Regions from separate parts of the Homo sapiens genome. Here region 1 is linked to region 2. A link is an interaction called in ENCODE POLR2A ChIA-PET data of the cell type or tissue named here. Cell type or tissue: MCF 10A. All regions are shown on one strand. Links, peaks and the distances in the headings refer to the core of each region. The heading gives the core; the rest is flanking DNA.

Region 1 (8,327 bases), core at 11-8,010, 180 kb before region 2:
TGCTCCTCCTGGGCCCGGGGCCCCGGACGCTCGGACAAAGCCAGGCAGCGTTGGCAGCCCCAGACCCGACCCCAAAGGCCTGAGACTGGGGTGACTGGGACCTAAGAGAATCCTGAGCTGGAGGTGAGAGGGGGGAAGCCAGAGATGAACTGGGAGGGCAGGAGTGGGCACTGGAGCTGGGCCCTCCCCTTGTGGGCAGGGACCAGGCGGTCCCCGGCTGGAGGCTGGAGGTGTGTTGGGAGGAGGGGAGCGGCCCAGAGCCTGGCAGGGAGGAGGGGAAAGAGAGGGAATAGAGTTGGGTGCCATGGTGTGGTGAATGGGCTGAGGGACTAGGGTGTCCCCAAAGGGGGACCGTTGTCCAGAAACAGGTTAGATTCTCTCTTTGGTCCTCATGTCCCCATCTGTCCCGCAGGTGCCTCTTCCTTTCTCAGCCTTTTATACTTCTCATCTCCCCGTGTCCCTTAGCTTCACACTCTGCGCCCCAGTCTCCCTCCTCTTTCCCTCCACTCTCTGTTTCACTCCAGCCCCTTCTTCCCTTGTCCTTGCTTCTTGTCCCCTTGATCTGTCTGCCCAGCTCTCAAGCCTCCTCAGTTCCCTGCCTTCCTCTCTTAGGAGTTTGTTTCCAACACTGTTTCCTTCCCGAGTCCACTTCAGTTCCTTCATCCAGTTCAGCCCTTTTCTTCCCAAACTTCAGTCTCCTCCTCTGAGCCCCTGGGGCTTCCCACCTTTTGCTGTGTGTGCCCTGTCTTCATCCTCCTTTTCCTCTCTCAGACCTGTCTCCTTGGCCTTGACCTCAGTCCATCTCCGTCTCTCTGGGAATTCTCTCACCATTGTCCCCATCTGACCATCAGCCTCCTCTCCCTCTTCTGGTCCCTTGCCCTTTTCTTCCCCAACCACAGCTGAGCTGTTTCATCTCTCTCCCAGAGCTACGTCATCTCAATCTCCTCCTTCGCTCCCTGGCCTCAGTTTCCAGTTTATTCAGTGGCATCAGGTCTGACTCACACCCAAAGCCTTGTACACTCCTTCACCCTGCCCCCCACCCGTCGCTTCTTACTCTCCCCAGCTGCTGACCCAGCCTGCTCCTCCAGAGGCAGCTGCAGCTCCCGGAAGGGGACTGCAGCTAGTGTATGTGTGGGGGCCCATCTGGTCCGTCCTCTCGCTCGCTGGTCGTGCTGGGCTTCCCTCCTGTGGCCAGGTGGTCTGCAGGCCTGAAGCTGCCTTCTCCCCTCTCCTACGTGCCTCTCCTCACATTTTTTCAGCTGTTTCCCATCCTCTCCTTCCTGGGCAGCAGGCTGCCACTGGCTTGAAGGGGAGGGAAGCCCAGGATGGGAGGGGATGGTAGAGGGTCATTTGGGGGTTCTCAGGGACACAGGGGGCCTCTGGGGTTCGGAGTGATGCAGGAGATGTGGAATGGGCTCTGGGGACCACGGATGGGTAATCAGGCCCTCTTGGTCTTTGGTGCTGCTCTCTGGGCCCCAGGATGGCTGGGATTTCCCTCTCAGGCCCCTGGGAATCTCGGCTCCGAGTCCCGCATTCCAGCTGGCTCCAGCTCCCTTTCCGTTGTCACTTGACTCCACTGGGCCCCAGCCTTGCATCCCTCCCACTCCTCCAGCCTAGAGCTGGGGCGAGGTGGGCATCACCACTAGGAATTTCTCCTGAGGCAGTGAGAAGAGGGGACAAAGGTTTCAGGACTCTCTAGCTCCTTCTGCTCTCCCCAGTGGACCCCTCTGTCTGGCACTGCCATGCCACTTAGCTGGGGTCAGCGTGGGCCTGGGGTGTGGAATGTCCCACCAGGGTATGACGGGCTGTAGCTTGCCTGGCAGGCCTGTTGGGGCTTTCCCAGAGCACAGCTCCTGGAAGGAGGGGCTGTGGGCTGCCAGGTGAGGTGACTTGGGAAGCCTTGGCCCCACCCCCAGGCTGGCCCCACCCCCAGTCCAGCGTCTCCTGGGCCTAGATTCCCCAGCTGCTGTTCTCTGGAGGGGTAGGTGTTCTGGGGGAATGAATCCCTGGGGGCTTGGTGGGACAGGAAGGCGGGAAGAAGCTGCTCTTCGAGTGACCCTGGGGCTGTCTGTTAGCAGGTCCCTCAGCCGTTGGAACGTCCTTGGGCTTCTGAACTAGTGCCCATGTGTGCCTCGGCCTTTCCCAAGGGCCAGCTTCTTCCTGGTAGTGCTTTTGTGTACTTGTCTGGTTGGGACTTCGTGTTTCTTTCTTGGGATTGTTGTCTGGGACTGCAAGCAGGGTATGTTTTTATCTACTGTGAGGTTCCTGGGGCGGAGATGTGCAGTGGAGCGAGAACTTCCTGTGACCGTGACATTGTCTAGGTGGTGAGCAGGTGTGGGGGTGTGGAGAGAGGTGAGGGGCTGAGGTAGTGCTGAGTGGGGAAAAAGCACCTCCCACCACAAGCTGTTCTGTCCCGCTCCATCCTCTGCCCAGTAGCTCTCTCAGTTGCTTTGCCTACTCAGTCTCACTGTTTCATCTTCCCTGGGTCTCTTGGTCCCCTTCCTTTTGACTGTGTGTGATTTTCAGTGTGCCTCCATCCTTCTCCTGCTCCTCTTCTTCCTCCTCCCGACCACTCAACTTTGTCCTGGCCTCATTTTTGGCCTCTTCTGGCCAGTGATCAGACCCTCTGGCCCACTACGGCCAGAGCTGGCTGGGCCTGAGGGAGGCTTGCCCTGAGGACTCCTGAGTCCCCCTCCCACTCCACTCCGTTGGGAGCCCAGGGGAATCAGGGCCTGGGCGTCTGGACCCCCGGGTCCCTTAGAACGCCCTTCAGAGAGAGGAACTGAGAGGAGAAGGAGAAGAGAGTGGGCCCGCCTTCAGGGTCTGGGGCCTTCCAGGTTGGGTCGTAGGGGCGGGAGCGCACAGGCTGCGAGAGAGGAGCAAAGGTTGGTGGAGGGAGAAGAGCAGTCTGGGGCCTGGCTGGACAGGTGAGCCCTGAGACCTGAGCTCTGCTCCCTTCTCTGGGCTAACTCCCGCAGCTGGGCTGGGCCGAGCCTGTGGGAACCTGCTTCTTCCTCTGTGCCCTGGGGCTGCTCCCCTTTGCCTCTCCCACCAGGAACCGATCCCAGAAGTAGGAGGGGCGTCTTCCCCTCGTGGGCCCTGAGCGGGACTGCAGCCAGCCCCCTGGGGCGCCAGCTTTGGAGGTTCTCGTTTGGGGAAGCGGGGGTGGGCTGCGAGTGGGTGGAGGGGGCTGGGCGCGGAGCCGGCCGGAGGCAGCGGCGCGGGCGGCTGGGCGGCCTGGGAGCGCCCAGGCGGGCTTGGCGGGCGGGTTACCTGGGGGAGGCCGGGCCGGGCGCTAGCGCGCGGGGTGGGCGTGGCGGGCGCGGGGCCTGGAGCTCGGCGCCGGGCGTGGGAGCCACTGGGACTACTGGGTCCGGGAGGGGGAAGGGAGGGCTGCGAGCCCGAACGCGCGGCGAGAAGGCCGAGGGGAGGGAGGGGAGCGAGGAGCGGGAGGAGGAAGGGAGGGAGCCGAGGCGAGGGGGAGGCGGCGCCTGGGCCCGAGCCGCCCCAGCCCTGGCTCCTCTCCCCGGAACAGGCCCCCGACAGCTGCTCTCGGGAGCCGCCTCCCGACACCCGAGCCCCGCCGGCGCCTCCCGCTCCCGGCTCCCGGCTCCTGGCTCCCTCCGCCTCCCCCGCCCCTCGCCCCGCCGCCGAAGAGGCCCCGCTCCCGGGTCGGACGCCTGGGTCTGCCGGGAAGAGCGATGAGAGGTAGGGAGAGCGGCGGCGGAACCCGCGGGCGGAGGCCTGGGGCTCTTGGGGTGGGGGCGCGCGGCGGCGCCTGCAGGGCGAGGGGCGGGGGAGGCAGGACGTCCCGAGCCATGCTTGGTCGTCCAGCTCTTCTAAGCCTCCCTGCCCGCCTCCCCGATGCTCTGGCATACCGTCTGAAAACCGGGGGCGGGGACTGGGTGGAGGTGAAGCCCGTGACCTCCCAGAAAGAGTTTTGAGCCTCCAGCCTTGAGGCAAGTCCCCTCTCACTCAGTGCGGAGGAACTGAGCCCCGGGAGGAGGTGCTCCTGTGCAGCCCCACTGAGTCAGCTCATCTATCGCCTGCCCTCCACCTGGCCAGTCCCTGCGGGCATCTAACTGCTAAGCCTCCGCTCAGCCAACACCCAGTTGGTCAGTCTGGTCACAGTCCAGCAAAAAGAGGGACTGCCACTCTAACCCACCAGTGACACCACTCTTCCCGGCTGGATGGTCAATTAGCTCTGGCATGAGAGAATGTCACTGCCGGTGAGCGCCAGCTTCAGGGTCCCACCCCCCCATGCCTGGCTCTTGGCTGAACATTTCTTCCCAGCGCTTCCAGCAGCCAGAGGCAGGCGCCCAAGCTCGCTGGCTGTTGCTGAGGGCCTGTAGGTGTGTCCAGGACTGAGTGGTGTGGTGGAGACAGGTGAAAGGGGAGTGAGTGGAAAGGCAGGGAAAGGCTGTTGTCCTTATTGCCACTCTTCCCACCCAGCGCCCACCTGTTCCCTGCCCCCTCGACGTCCCTCTGGCTTGGTCACCCATGTGTGTTAGAGGCTGGGCCCCAGTTCTCTGGGGATCCTGTGCCCAAGGGCCCGGGTGTGTGTGTCTCATGCTGTCTTTTGGTCACAGGAGCATGTGGTGTCTGTCATTTCATGTTCACAGGTGTCTGAAGGTGGCTATTCACTGAGCGATGGGGTTGGACTTGAAGGAATGCCAAGGTGTGGACGGGTTGATGTATGCATGAGCTTCTGTGTTTGCTCTGTCTCAGAAACTCTGTGAGGGTTGTCAGGGACACTGAGAGGTGGGTGTGTGCATGCCACATTTAGCCTCGCTGTTTACAGCCAGTTCAGTAAGTTTGTGTGTTTCACCGTGTGTGTGTGTACAGAGCTGTGTGGGTGTTGTCTGAGTGGGACTTGGGGGTTGGGAGAGGAGCGTGAAGGGCTTGAGGCAGGGTGGCCTGGCCCCTGGTTTGTCTTTGGTTGTAATGGAGTGGAAGGGGGTGGGATTGGGGAAGGTCTTCTGGGCTTGTCCTCTCTTGCCCTCTGGGTCTCTGACTGTGGACTGAAGACCCAGTGGAGAGAGATGAGGTGACTGGGGGTGTTGGAGAACAGACAGCCCAGACGTCTCTGTGCTTCTCCGTGTTCCTCTGCTTGGCTCTGTGCCCCGTGTTTCTGAGCCTGCTCTATTTACCTCTTGCATTGTGGCTCTCGCTCTGTCTCCGCCTGCCTCGTATCCTCTGCCTGCCTTTGTATCTCTGCCCCGGGCTCCTCTCGGCTCTGTGTGGCTCTGATGACTCATCTGGGATAGGCATGAAGGTTACTTAGGGGAACAAGAGCCCCGCTGTTCCCGAGAGAGGTGGGGTTGGAGAGCGGCACCCAGGAATTCCAAGCCAGTCTCCTGGGACTCTGGCAGCCTGCTCCCCGGCGCTGGACCCTAAGGGACCAGGCGTGATGCCTTCTGGTTCTAGCCTCTGAGTGCCCCCCACAACTCAGTCGTCCCCCTCAGCTGCTGCTTCAGAGCTCTGGGGTCTCAGCTGCCTCTTACATTCCTGCCCTAGTGCATTGTGGGAGCAGCTGGAGGAGGACAAAGGGATGGGGGAGTATCCCCCACTCCTCCTACCTCCTGGGGTGACCTGCCTTCCTTGTCTTTAGACCCGCCCTCGTCTCCAAGGCAACTCAGCCTTTCCTCAGTCCCTCAGAGGCAGCCACCTTCTGGAAGTGGGAACTGGGGGGACTGGATGTCTGGGTCTCAGGAAGGCAGAGCAGGGATAACTGGGCCCAAGATGCCCTGAACCTGATAAGAGGTGGCAGTCGAGTCCCTCAGGACTCCAGGGCCTGGAGACTTCAGTACAGGGCTCTGAGACCAGTACAGGTTAGGATAGCTTTTCCTGCAGCAGGGGAGGGGAGAGTAGTTACTTGGGTTTGTAAGGAGATGCCATTTAGAATAGTTTTATGTGGGGTAAGCTTCCTGGGCCTGAGGAACAGAGTAGGGATTTTCAAACTTTAATGGGCACAGGTCACCTGGGAATTGTGTTAAAAGGCAGATTTTGATTGAGCAGGTCAAGGGTGAGCCTGAGATTCTGATTTCTTCCATGCTTCCAGGTATTGCTGATGGTCCAGGGACCACCCTGGGCCTAGAGGGCTATAGGGGACAGTAAGACTAGAAGGTGCTGGGGTCCCCTCTGCCCTTCTCTTAGAATTCTGGACTCCTATGTGGGAGGGCAGCAGGGTGAGCTGGTCCAGGCTTATCTGATGTTTAATTCTATCATATCCTCAACAAGGAATTGCCCAACCTTTCCTGGGACATATTTATTTTTTAAAAGTCAAAATGATTTTCATATTCTTTTACATATCTTATGATTTTACATAAATGCATTTATGTTACAAGATTTAGAAAAATAGTACAATCAACCTGTCTTTTTAAATTTGCTTTTCTTTTGCCCCGTTCATGTTAACTCTTGTTATATTGTATTCTATTGTTATATTCTATTATATATTCTCTCCTTCTAGACGTACACACAGGTATATATACAAACATGGGTGCTTGTTTATTCTATTTTCAAAAGGTGGGATATTTTTTATACTTCTGTTGCTTGCTTTTCATATTCAACAGATATACATGGAAATCACACAAAGTTAGGAATATATTGCCTCTTTGTTACTTTTCATAGCTGCATAGTAGTCAATAAACCTTATTTTTTTTAATTCCAGCCTGTCCCCTGTGGGCATTCACATATCTTACAGATTTATGTCTTACAAAAGGTACCATAATAAACATCTTTGAAATCTTCTTTTTTATTTTTATTTTTCACTTTTTTTAAAGAGATGGGGTCTCACTATGTTCACCAGGCTGGTCTCTAACTCCTGGCCTCAAGTGATCCTCCCATCTCGGCCTCCCAAAGTGCTGGGGTTACAGGCATGAGCCACCAGACCCAGACCTGCACATATGTTCTTACTTCCTGGTGCTTCTCTCTCGAGGGAATGCTGGGTCGAAGAGGATGTGCATTTTTAATTATAATAGACATTGCTAGATTGCTTTCCAAATAGAAGATAACACTCATTTCTGCCATTGAGCATGGTGCCTCCCTTTTCATCACTTTCTACCACTTTTATATGTTACAGCCTTAAAAAAATATCTTGTCAGTCTGCTTGGTATTTCCCTGAGGCTGGTGAATTTGACCATTAAAAAAAATGTTTGTTGGCAATTTGGCTTTGCTTTTCTGTGAAATGACTATTCACATTCTTTGGCTGTTTCTTTATTGGGTTACTTATATATTTTTTCTTGTCAGTTCCTAAGGGGCCTTAGTTTATTGTAGTTATTAAACCTTTTCCTGTTGTATGTGTTATAAACATTTTTTGCACACTTGTTGTTTGTTCTAAGCCGTTGTTTATGGGGATATTTTGCCCATTCCTGATTGGAGAAATGGGGCTTTAGGAAGTTATTTAACTGATCTCTGCCCTAGTTTCTTCATGTGTTAAATATGGATAGTAATAGTATCTACCTTATGAAGTGACTGTGAAGATAAAATTATGGATTCTGTTTAAGGGTTTAGGCCAGTGTCTGGCACAGGGGAAGCATTCTAAAAATATAGCTGATGCTGTTAAACAATGACTGTTGTTGTTGTTTTACTGTTATTATCCCCAAAGCGGCCCATTCTGTCTGTTGCTGTCAGCTATGACTCAGTCCCCTGATTAACTTACGCACCACCCATTTTATCCCCTGCAGAGATGCTGCCCCCACCCCCTTAGGCCCGAGGGATCAGGAGCTATGGGACCAGAGGCCCTGTCATCTTTACTGCTGCTGCTCTTGGTGGCAAGTGGAGATGCTGACATGAAGGGACATTTTGATCCTGGTGAGGAGACTGAATCATGGGTCCCTGAGGGCCAGGGCTTGGGAGGTAGAGAGTTGGGGGCCTTGACCTGTTACATGCCTGCTTTTTACTCAGCCAAGTGCCGCTATGCCCTGGGCATGCAGGACCGGACCATCCCAGACAGTGACATCTCTGCTTCCAGCTCCTGGTCAGATTCCACTGCCGCCCGCCACAGCAGGTACTTGGCACACCTGGCACACTTGTAGCTGCCCCGAGAGGAGCTCCTGGGACCTCTACTTCCCCTCCAACCCCTCTGCCCATGCCAGTGAAACCCCTGCAGGCTGAGGGGGCAAATGAAGTGGGGTTTAAATACTGGAGATGGAGGCAGACCTGGGGCCAGATGTTCTCTGTGCCCCTCTTCACCCTCAGGTTGGAGAGCAGTGACGGGGATGGGGCCTGGTGCCCCGCAGGGTCGGTGTTTCCCAAGGAGGAGGAGTACTTGCAGGTGGATCTACAACGACTGCACCTGGTGGCTCTGGTGGGCACCCAGGGACGGC
Region 2 (8,327 bases), core at 220-8,219:
AGGCGCGTGCCACCACACCCGGCTAATTTTTGTATTTTTAGTAGAGACAGGGTTTCACTATGATGGCCAGGCTGATCTCGAACTCCTGACCTTGTGATCCACCCACCTTGGCCTCCCAGAGTGCTGGGATTACAGGTATGAGCCACTGCACCTGGCCTAGGATTCCTTTAGTAACTGTCTAGTATGGTGCTGGGAATTCTTTTGGGAACAGAGGCAGCCAACCAACAGAAGTGAATGACATAGTTCTTACCCTCAAGGACAAGAAAACCAGCAATTACAGTGCAACATGCTAAGTGCTACAATAAAGGAATGCTTTCGGGCAGAGTCCAGAGAAGGGATCTCATTCAGCCTGTGCAGATCCTGGAAAGCTTCCCAAGGGATAGGGTAACTGACCGGAGACTTGTGACATATTTGTGGGGCACTTTGAGCTGCTGTCACATATGTGGATTCTTTTGATCTTCACATCACCTCTGTGAGGTAGGAGAACCATCCTGTCTTAGAAATGCAAAGACTGAAGTTCAGAGAAGTTAAATAAATTGTCCCCAAACCTCCTTAACGGTAAGTGGCAGGGAGGGGTGGGGGGTGAGGGAGTTAAACTCAGGTTTCCTGGCTCCAGGATTACTCACTTTTTATCTCATTTGGACTGAATCTCAAGTGATGAACTGTTCTGCACTGTCTCTACAAAAATCACTCACAGGTATGAACACTTTTATCCTTCAGTCTTCTCTTCTTTAGGCTTGCAATGGCAGGCTCTCGGATCTTTCCTCCAATCTGTATTGGGTTTTGAGCCAAGCAAGAAAAACCAGACACAGTCCCTATTCTTGAGGAGCCCCCAGTCTGAAAACAAGTCGTGGATACACAGAAAAAACATTCTTGTGTGTGTGATGGATGGTAGGGAACGTGTCATCAATTGTGACATTTATGGCATTTATTTGCCTTTACTAGTGAGTTCTGCTTTTTAAGATGTTTGCGACTTCTCAGGCCTCACCCTCAAAAGAATTTGAAAATTGAACACAAGCAGAGATGTTTTGTTTTCAACTCAGGACCTCACCCAGAGTTTTTTAGGCAGCAACCCTGAACCAAGTTGGCCTCGAGGTATTCGTGAGTTTCCATACCCAGAAGACTTTTTCAGCTTCTACCTTCTACCCATGAAAGGAGGTGGCATGGATGTTTCCTTTTTCTTTTTCTTTTTTTTTTTTTTTAGTATTTATTGATCATTCTTGGGTGTTTCTCGGAGAGGGGGATTTGGCAGGGTCATAGGACAATAGTGGAGGGAAGGTCAGCAGATAAACAAGTGAACAAGGGTCTCTGGTTTTCCTAGGCAGAGGACCCCGCGGCCTTCCGCAGTGTTTGTGTCCCTGGGTACTTGAGATTAGGGAGTGGTGATGACTCTTAACGAGCATGCTGCCTTCAAGCATCTGTTTAACAAAGCACATGGTGCACCGCCCTTAATCCATTTAACCCTGAGTGGACACAGCACATGTTTCAGAGAGCACGGGGTTGGGGGTAAGGTTATAGATTAACAGCATCCCAAGGCAGAAGAATTTTTCTTAGTACAGAACAAAATGGAGTCTCCCCTGTCTACTTCCCTCTACACAGACACAGCAACAATCTGATTTCTCTATCTTTTCCCCACATTTCCCCCTTTCTATTCGACAAAACCGCCATCGTCATCATGGCCGGTTCTCAATGAGCTGTTGGGTTCACCTCCCAGACGGGGTGGCTGCCGGGCAGAGGGGCTCCTCACTTCCCAGTCGGGGCTGCCGGGCGGAGGTGCCCCTCACCTCCCGGACAGGGCGGCTGGCCGGGCGGGGGCTGCCCCCCCACCTCCCTCCCTGACGGGGCGGCTGCCGGGCGGAGATGCTCCTCACTTCCCAGACGGGGCGGCTGCCGGGCGGAGGGGCTCTTCACTTCTCAGACGGGGCGGCCGGGCAGAGACGCTCCTCACCTCCCAGACGGGGTCGCGGCTGGGCAGAGGCGCTCCTCACATCCCAGACGTGGCGGCGGGGCAGAGGCGCTCCCCACATCTCAGACGATGGGCGGCCCGGCAGAGATGCTCCTCACTTCCTAGATGGGATGGCGGCCGGGAAGAGGCGCTCCTCACTTCCCAGACTGGGCGGCCAGGCAGAGGGGCTCCTCACATCCCAGACAATGGGCGGCCAGGCAGAGACGCTCCTCACTTCCCAGACGGGGTGGCAGCCGGGCAGAGGCTGCAATCTCGGCACTTTGGGAGGCCAAGGCAGGCAGCTGGAAGGTGGAGGTTGTAGCCAGCCGAGATCACGCCACTGCACTCCAGCCTGGGCAACATTGAGCACTGAGTGATTGAGACTCCGTCTGCAATCCCAGCACCTCGGGAGGCCGAGGCTGGCAGATCACTCGCGGTTAGGAGCTGGAGACCAGCCCGGCCAACACAGCGAAACCCCGTCTCCACCAAAAAAATAGGAAAACCAATCAGGCGTGGCGGCGCGCGCCTGCAATCCTAGGCACTGGGCAGGCTGAGACAGGAGAATCAGGCAGGGAGGTTGCAGTGAGCTGAGATGGTGGCAGTACAGTCCAGCTTCGGCTCGGCATCAGAGGGAGACCGTGGAGAGAGAGGGAGAGGGAGAGGGAGAGGGAGACAGTGGGGAAAGGGAGAGGGAGACCGTGGGGAGAGGGAGGGGGAGAGGGAGACCGCGGGGAGAGGGAGAGGGAGAGGGAGGGGGAGAGGGAGACCGTGGGGAGAGGGAGAGGGAGGGGGAGAGGGAGACCGTGGGGAGAGGGAGAGGGAGAGGGAGGAGAGGGAGAGGGAGGGGAGGGAGAGGGAGGAGAGGGAGGAGAGGGAGAGGGAGGAGAGGGAGAGGGAGGAGAGGGAGAGGGGGAGGGGGAGGAGAGGGAGGGGGAGGGGGAGGGAGAGGGAGAGGGAGGAGACTGGATGTTTCCTTTGATCATCTATCACATCTTTGCAGAGGACATATAAGCCTGTGCATGGCTATGAGAACACAGTGGAGAGCCATGTAAATAGCTTTTGCCTTCAAGGTGCCTGGCAGAAGCGAATGAATATTGCTGTCATGTACATGCAAACGTTGTGAAATGCTTCAATGTTCCACATCTTCTTTGGAGACCTTTAAGAAATTCATGGAACTTTCAGCAGTGATATTTACCACCAACAATGTAATCAAATGGGGCAGCAAGCAAAATGAGCTACTACTAATGCACCATGGAGCAGAGGAATTTTCTCTTGCGCTAACACCACAACAGACCCATTCTTTCATTTGGATTAGTATTCACTACTTGTGCTTAGTTGCTTGCAGTGGATACCCAATTTGTGAAGTGAGCTGAGGTATAATGCAGTATTGTATACTGGAACACAGGGGCTGCAAAAGCAGAACTCACTAACAAAGTCAAATGCCATGAACGTCACAATTGATGAAAACTGGCCATTTGAAAAATCTAGATATGATAAAATTGTTAAATTGATGAGGATGAAGATTGGATTATAGTATATATTCAGCATGCAAAAACAGATAATCAGGGGAAATGCAGTGACAGTCAAAGCAACTATGGAAACAATATCCATGGCAACAAATGGCCTGGTCGGAAGAGAGGCCCAAAGACTGCCTGTGTCTTCCTGATGAAATGTCTGGTAGCCCCCTAGTGGCAATGACCGGGTAGTGGCCCTCTGCGAGATGGGCGCCTCTCTGGAGATTGAGCGCCACTTCTGAGGGCCTGGAGAAGTTGACTTGTTTTGCATCCCACGGGGTCACCCCCACCTCCCCCTTTCCTTGCACTCACTGACATGAGACACAACGTATGTCCACAAACAACTGCTGCTCCTCATTGCATCTAAAGCTCCGTTGCCGGAAAACATACCATTATTTCATGCAGCACTAAGAGGAAAACACAGCGGGTTAAACTATGACACGCCATTGATTGTAAGACGCATCCCTATTCAAGAGATGATAAATGGGAAAATAAATATATGTCTTACAACCTATAAAATATAAATGACTTTCGGCATTTATATTATATTACAGGGTGAGGTGGCTCACACCTGTAATCCCAGCACTTTGGGAGGCCGAGGCGAGTGGTTTGCTTGAGCTCAGGAGTTGGAGACCAGCTCGGATAACATAGCAAGACTCTGTATTTAAAAAATATATATATATATATGTATATATATACACACACACATATATATAAATGACTTTCAGTGATTCATTTAACATTTTCAGATACTTGTTCCCTCACAAACTAAACAACTAAACCATTAATTAATTAATTCACTCATTCTACTCACATTTATTAAGTGTGGATTATTGGACAAGCACACTGACGTCAACACTGAGGATACAGCAGTGAGCTGGTGTCCTGTCTTTAGGGGGCTTTTGTTACAGTGACTTGGTTTCTGATTATCTTTGTCACACTGAATCTGTGAGTCAGTGAGTCCGTGACCCTAAGTGAGTTTCAGAGTGAAAACAGACACCAGATAAGAAGCCAGAAAACCTGGGTTCTAGTCTAGTTCTTCCCCTTAATAGTTTATTTAATCTGTCTCAACCTTATTTTATCTACTTATAGTCTATCACGGTTAAATTGAGAAATAGTTATATTTTTCTCATAGCAGAGTCTTTCAAACAATACGCAATGACAATCAAAATAGCAAAGTAGCTGTGGAAACAGTGTCCATGGCGACCAATGGTCCCATCTTTTCTTTCTTTCTTTTTTTCTTTCTTTCTTTCTTTCTTTCTTCTTCTTTTTCTTTCTTTTTCAAGGTCTCTGAGTTTCAAGTCAAGCCTAAAAAAAATTTTAAGTTTTTTTAATTTGCTGGAATGCAGTGGCATGATCATGGCTCATAGAAGCCTTAATCTCACTGGCTCAAGTAATCTTCTCACCTCAGCTTCCCAAATAGCTGGGATCATAGGCATGCACCACCATGCCCTGCTACGTTTTATTTTTATTTTTTCAATAAAGATTAGGTCTCACCATGTTGCCCAGGCTGGCCTTGAACTCCTGGACTCAAGGTATCTTCCAGCCTCAGCCTCCCAAAGTGCTGGGATTATAGGCATGAGCCACAGCACATGGACCTCATCTTTCTTTCATGTCACTAGATCAAGAAAGCTCCAGAGTTTTTCTTGTTCCCTTCAGGTGTCAAGCAATATCATTTTATGTATATAAACATCTAATTCAGAATAGTTTCACTCTTTTTTCCTATTGTCCTGCATAAAGCTTCCCCCTCCCCAGTGGACAGACTGCAATGGGCTGGCATCTGACATTTGTCTGCAGACCTCATGGTAGGAGACAGGCTGGTTTTCTGCCCTGGGAGTGGGAGTGTAGGAAAGGAGGAGGCACTGGGGACCTGTATCCCAGGTTTTCAGGGCAAGGCTGTGTAAGTATTTCCAGCAGACTAGTGTGAGGCATGCTAGGAAGCGAGCTGATGTGGAGCCGAGCTAATCCTGTCTGATGTGGCCACCTACAGGCATCAACAGGCCTCAGCAGAGAGAAGCTGAAGTGATTACTGCATTCCTATGAGCTGTGGGAGGAATAAATCGTGGAAAGAAATCCTCATTTGCAACTGTATGGCATTAGGGGTGAGGGGTCTCGGAAGAAGCACCCAAGGAGGAGGAATCCCCTGTAAGCCCCTACCAGTCCCAGAGAATGCAAAGCCCTCTTGCAAACCGTGCCTGCTCCACGCCCCAGACCACTCCTTCCCCCAACCCTTCCCCATTCTACTCAACCTTGGAGGGTTAGAAACCACCATTAGCAAGACAGGAGAAGAAGGATAGATGCATAATGTTGAGGACCTGTTTCCCCATTTCTCATCTTCCCATCCTTGCAAAGCCCTTGCTGGAGGAAAGGAGACTTACCTTTGGAACTAAACGTTGAGTTTCTGAATTGGCATTGTGTTTGGTAATATAAAATAACTACAGGACCTAAGAGAGATCAGAACAGTCTTAGTACTGTCCATATTTTCATCTTGGAATGGGGAAAACTGGCTCCACTGAGCAAGTTAAGGACGTCATAGACTGATCTGTAGATGTTCAATGAAATCTGTAATTCAAGACTAAATAACGTATTCTTGGCTGGGCACAGTGGCTCACGCCTGTAATCCCAGCACTTTGGGAGGCCGAGGAGGCGGGCGGAGGGCAGATCACCCGAGGGCAGGAGTTTGAGATCAGCCTGGCCAAAGTGGTGAAACCCCATCTCTATTAAAAATACAAAAATTAGCCAGGCGTGGTGGTGTGCACCTGTAATCTCAGCCACTCGGGAGGCTGAGGCAGGAGAATCACTTGAACCCACGAGACAGAGGTTACAGTGAGCCAAGATCATGCCACTGCACTCCAGCCTGGGCTACAAGAGCAAGACTCCATCTCAAGGAAAAAAAACTAATTAATAATAATAACTTATTCTTGAGACACATGCGATGCAAGACAAGTATTTATTGCTAGGATCTCCTCAGGTAAGCTGTGCAGTAAGTCTGTGCTGTCCTACATGGTAGCCATTAGCCACATGTAGCAACTGAGCACATGAAGTGTGGCTAGTCCAAATACAAATGTGCTCTTAAGTGCAAGACACACATGAGATTTCAAAGACTTAGTACAAAAACAGTAAAATATCTCACTAATAATTTTTATGTTTATTACTTGTCAAAATCACAATATTTTGGATATGCTGTGTTAAATAAAATTTACTATTAGAATTAATTTCACCTGTTGTTTTTTACCTTTTTGATGTGACTACTAGAACTTTGTAAATTACACGGAGCTCGCTTTCTGTGGACATGTAGTCTCTCTCACAGAGAAATACATGTATATTTCTGCTGGACATGTAGTCTCTCTCACAGGTCATAAGGCACTGAGGTCACAGGCCATAGGTTGGGATGTTTCTCCTCCAGAGAGTAGCTCATTCTCACTTTAAATCATCCTAAAGAACACAGGTACTGGTAGGTAGGTGGGCCGCAAGCTGGATTGAGTGGGGAAACTTCCTGCTGTCTTTGAACCAGAACAAGAACAGAGTTGGGAGCCTGTATTTTGCATAGTGAAGGCACACTCAAGGGAGCCACCTATCTTGGGGAGTTATGCTGGCCCCCAAAACTCAGAGCGTGCTAAAGGTGAGGCAGAGAAGCCTCCTGTAGCAAGTGCATACAGGGAGGGGCGTGGGCCTCTGAAATCTGAAAGCACCATGTCTCATTTCCAGTTTTAAGTGTACCTGGAATTCTCTTCTGTTATCCCTAGGTCTTTAGTGGAGCCTGATTAAACATGAGGCTGAGGGCAGCTGTGGGAGCTGAGGGTGGATTCTGTGCCCACTCGTGGCCCCCCCACTGGCCATGGCTTCCTCCCCAGCAGGCCTCGACAGCAGTCTCTGGAGCCTCTGGCCCAGCTTGCTGCGGGTCGCTGCTGTTCTCTTTGTGTCTCTTAGCCTGTGACTTCAATGCAGTCATCTCATTTCTGGGAATCTATCCAATTCTCAATTGTGTAAAAAGCTTTATAAACAAAAAAAGTGCATTACAGTTTACTATCTTAACAAAATATTGGAAGCAGCAGAAACATTTAGCAGTAAAAACTATAAATTATAGACTATGTACTTTGTGCATCATTGGGAAGCCACTTAAGTGACTTTTATTAAAACTTATATTAACAAAGAAGACAATAGTGTCATAATAATTTATTTAAAAAGAATTAAAGGCCAGGCACAGTGGCTCATGCTGTAATCCCAGCACTTTGGGAGGCCGAGGCTGGCGGATCACTTGAGGTCATGGCAAAACCCCATCTCTACTAAAAATACAAAAATTAGCCAGGCGTGGTTGGTGGGTGCCTGTAATTCCAGCTACTTGGGAGGCTGAGGCACGAGAATCTCTTGAACCCGGCAGGCAGAGGTTGCAGTGAACAGAGATCACGCCACTTTACTCCATCCTGGGTGACAGAACTAGACTGTCTCAAAAATAAATAAATAAATAAATATAAGGAATTAAGGAACACACAATTATATATGCAATTGGTGACAATAAAATACAACCCCTCAAAAAGAACAAAAACAAAAACCTAAACAACAACAACCACCTAGGTATAAAGAAAAGACTAGAAAAAAATGTTTTAAAATGAAACCATAACTGTATTAGGGTTCTCCAGAGAAACAGAACTAAAACCTCTCTCTCTCTGTCTCTCTCTCTCTCTCATATAGATGAGAAGACACACTCAAAGGAGCTCATATAGGTGAGAGAGAGATTTTAAGGAATTGGCTCACACGATTGTGGAGATTGGCAAGTCCAAAATTTGCAGGGAAAACTGGCAGGCTTGGAGACAAAAGTTAATGTCACAGTTCAGGCCTAAGGGCAACCTGGAGGCAGAATTCCCTCT

What was found. Peaks named below come from ENCODE experiments on the same cell type or tissue, not always from the same donor. Only the 100,000 strongest peaks of a DNase experiment are listed, where the experiment ranks them.
Region 1: POLR2A ChIA-PET joins it to region 2 with 30 read pairs; 3 of 35 experiments call an interaction of 5 or more read pairs at or near these places.

Annotation. Positions count from the first base shown.
Region 1 is chr6:30,881,003-30,889,329 of GRCh38, forward strand. DDR1 (discoidin domain receptor tyrosine kinase 1) reads left to right here and starts at 3,517. Exons shown (of 18, transcript NM_001297654.2): 1 at 3,517-3,708; 2 at 7,686-7,812; 3 at 7,906-8,008; 4 at 8,200-8,327. The coding sequence starts at 7,728. RefSeq lists enhancers at 1-617, 3,052-3,825, 3,895-4,402, 5,418-5,924. In MCF 10A, for the core only: no CTCF peak of the experiment used is centred there; DNase peaks (open chromatin) are centred at 1,899, 3,049, 3,429, 5,219 and 3 weaker places.
Region 2 is chr6:31,065,416-31,073,742 of GRCh38, forward strand. No RefSeq gene overlaps it. Among named protein-coding and RNA genes, the nearest start is that of C6orf15, 43 kb to the right of the region's middle. RefSeq lists enhancers at 4,667-5,631, 5,632-6,595. In MCF 10A, for the core only: CTCF peaks have their summits at 3,643 (motif pointing left), 3,844 and 5,460; DNase peaks (open chromatin) are centred at 3,616 and 5,426.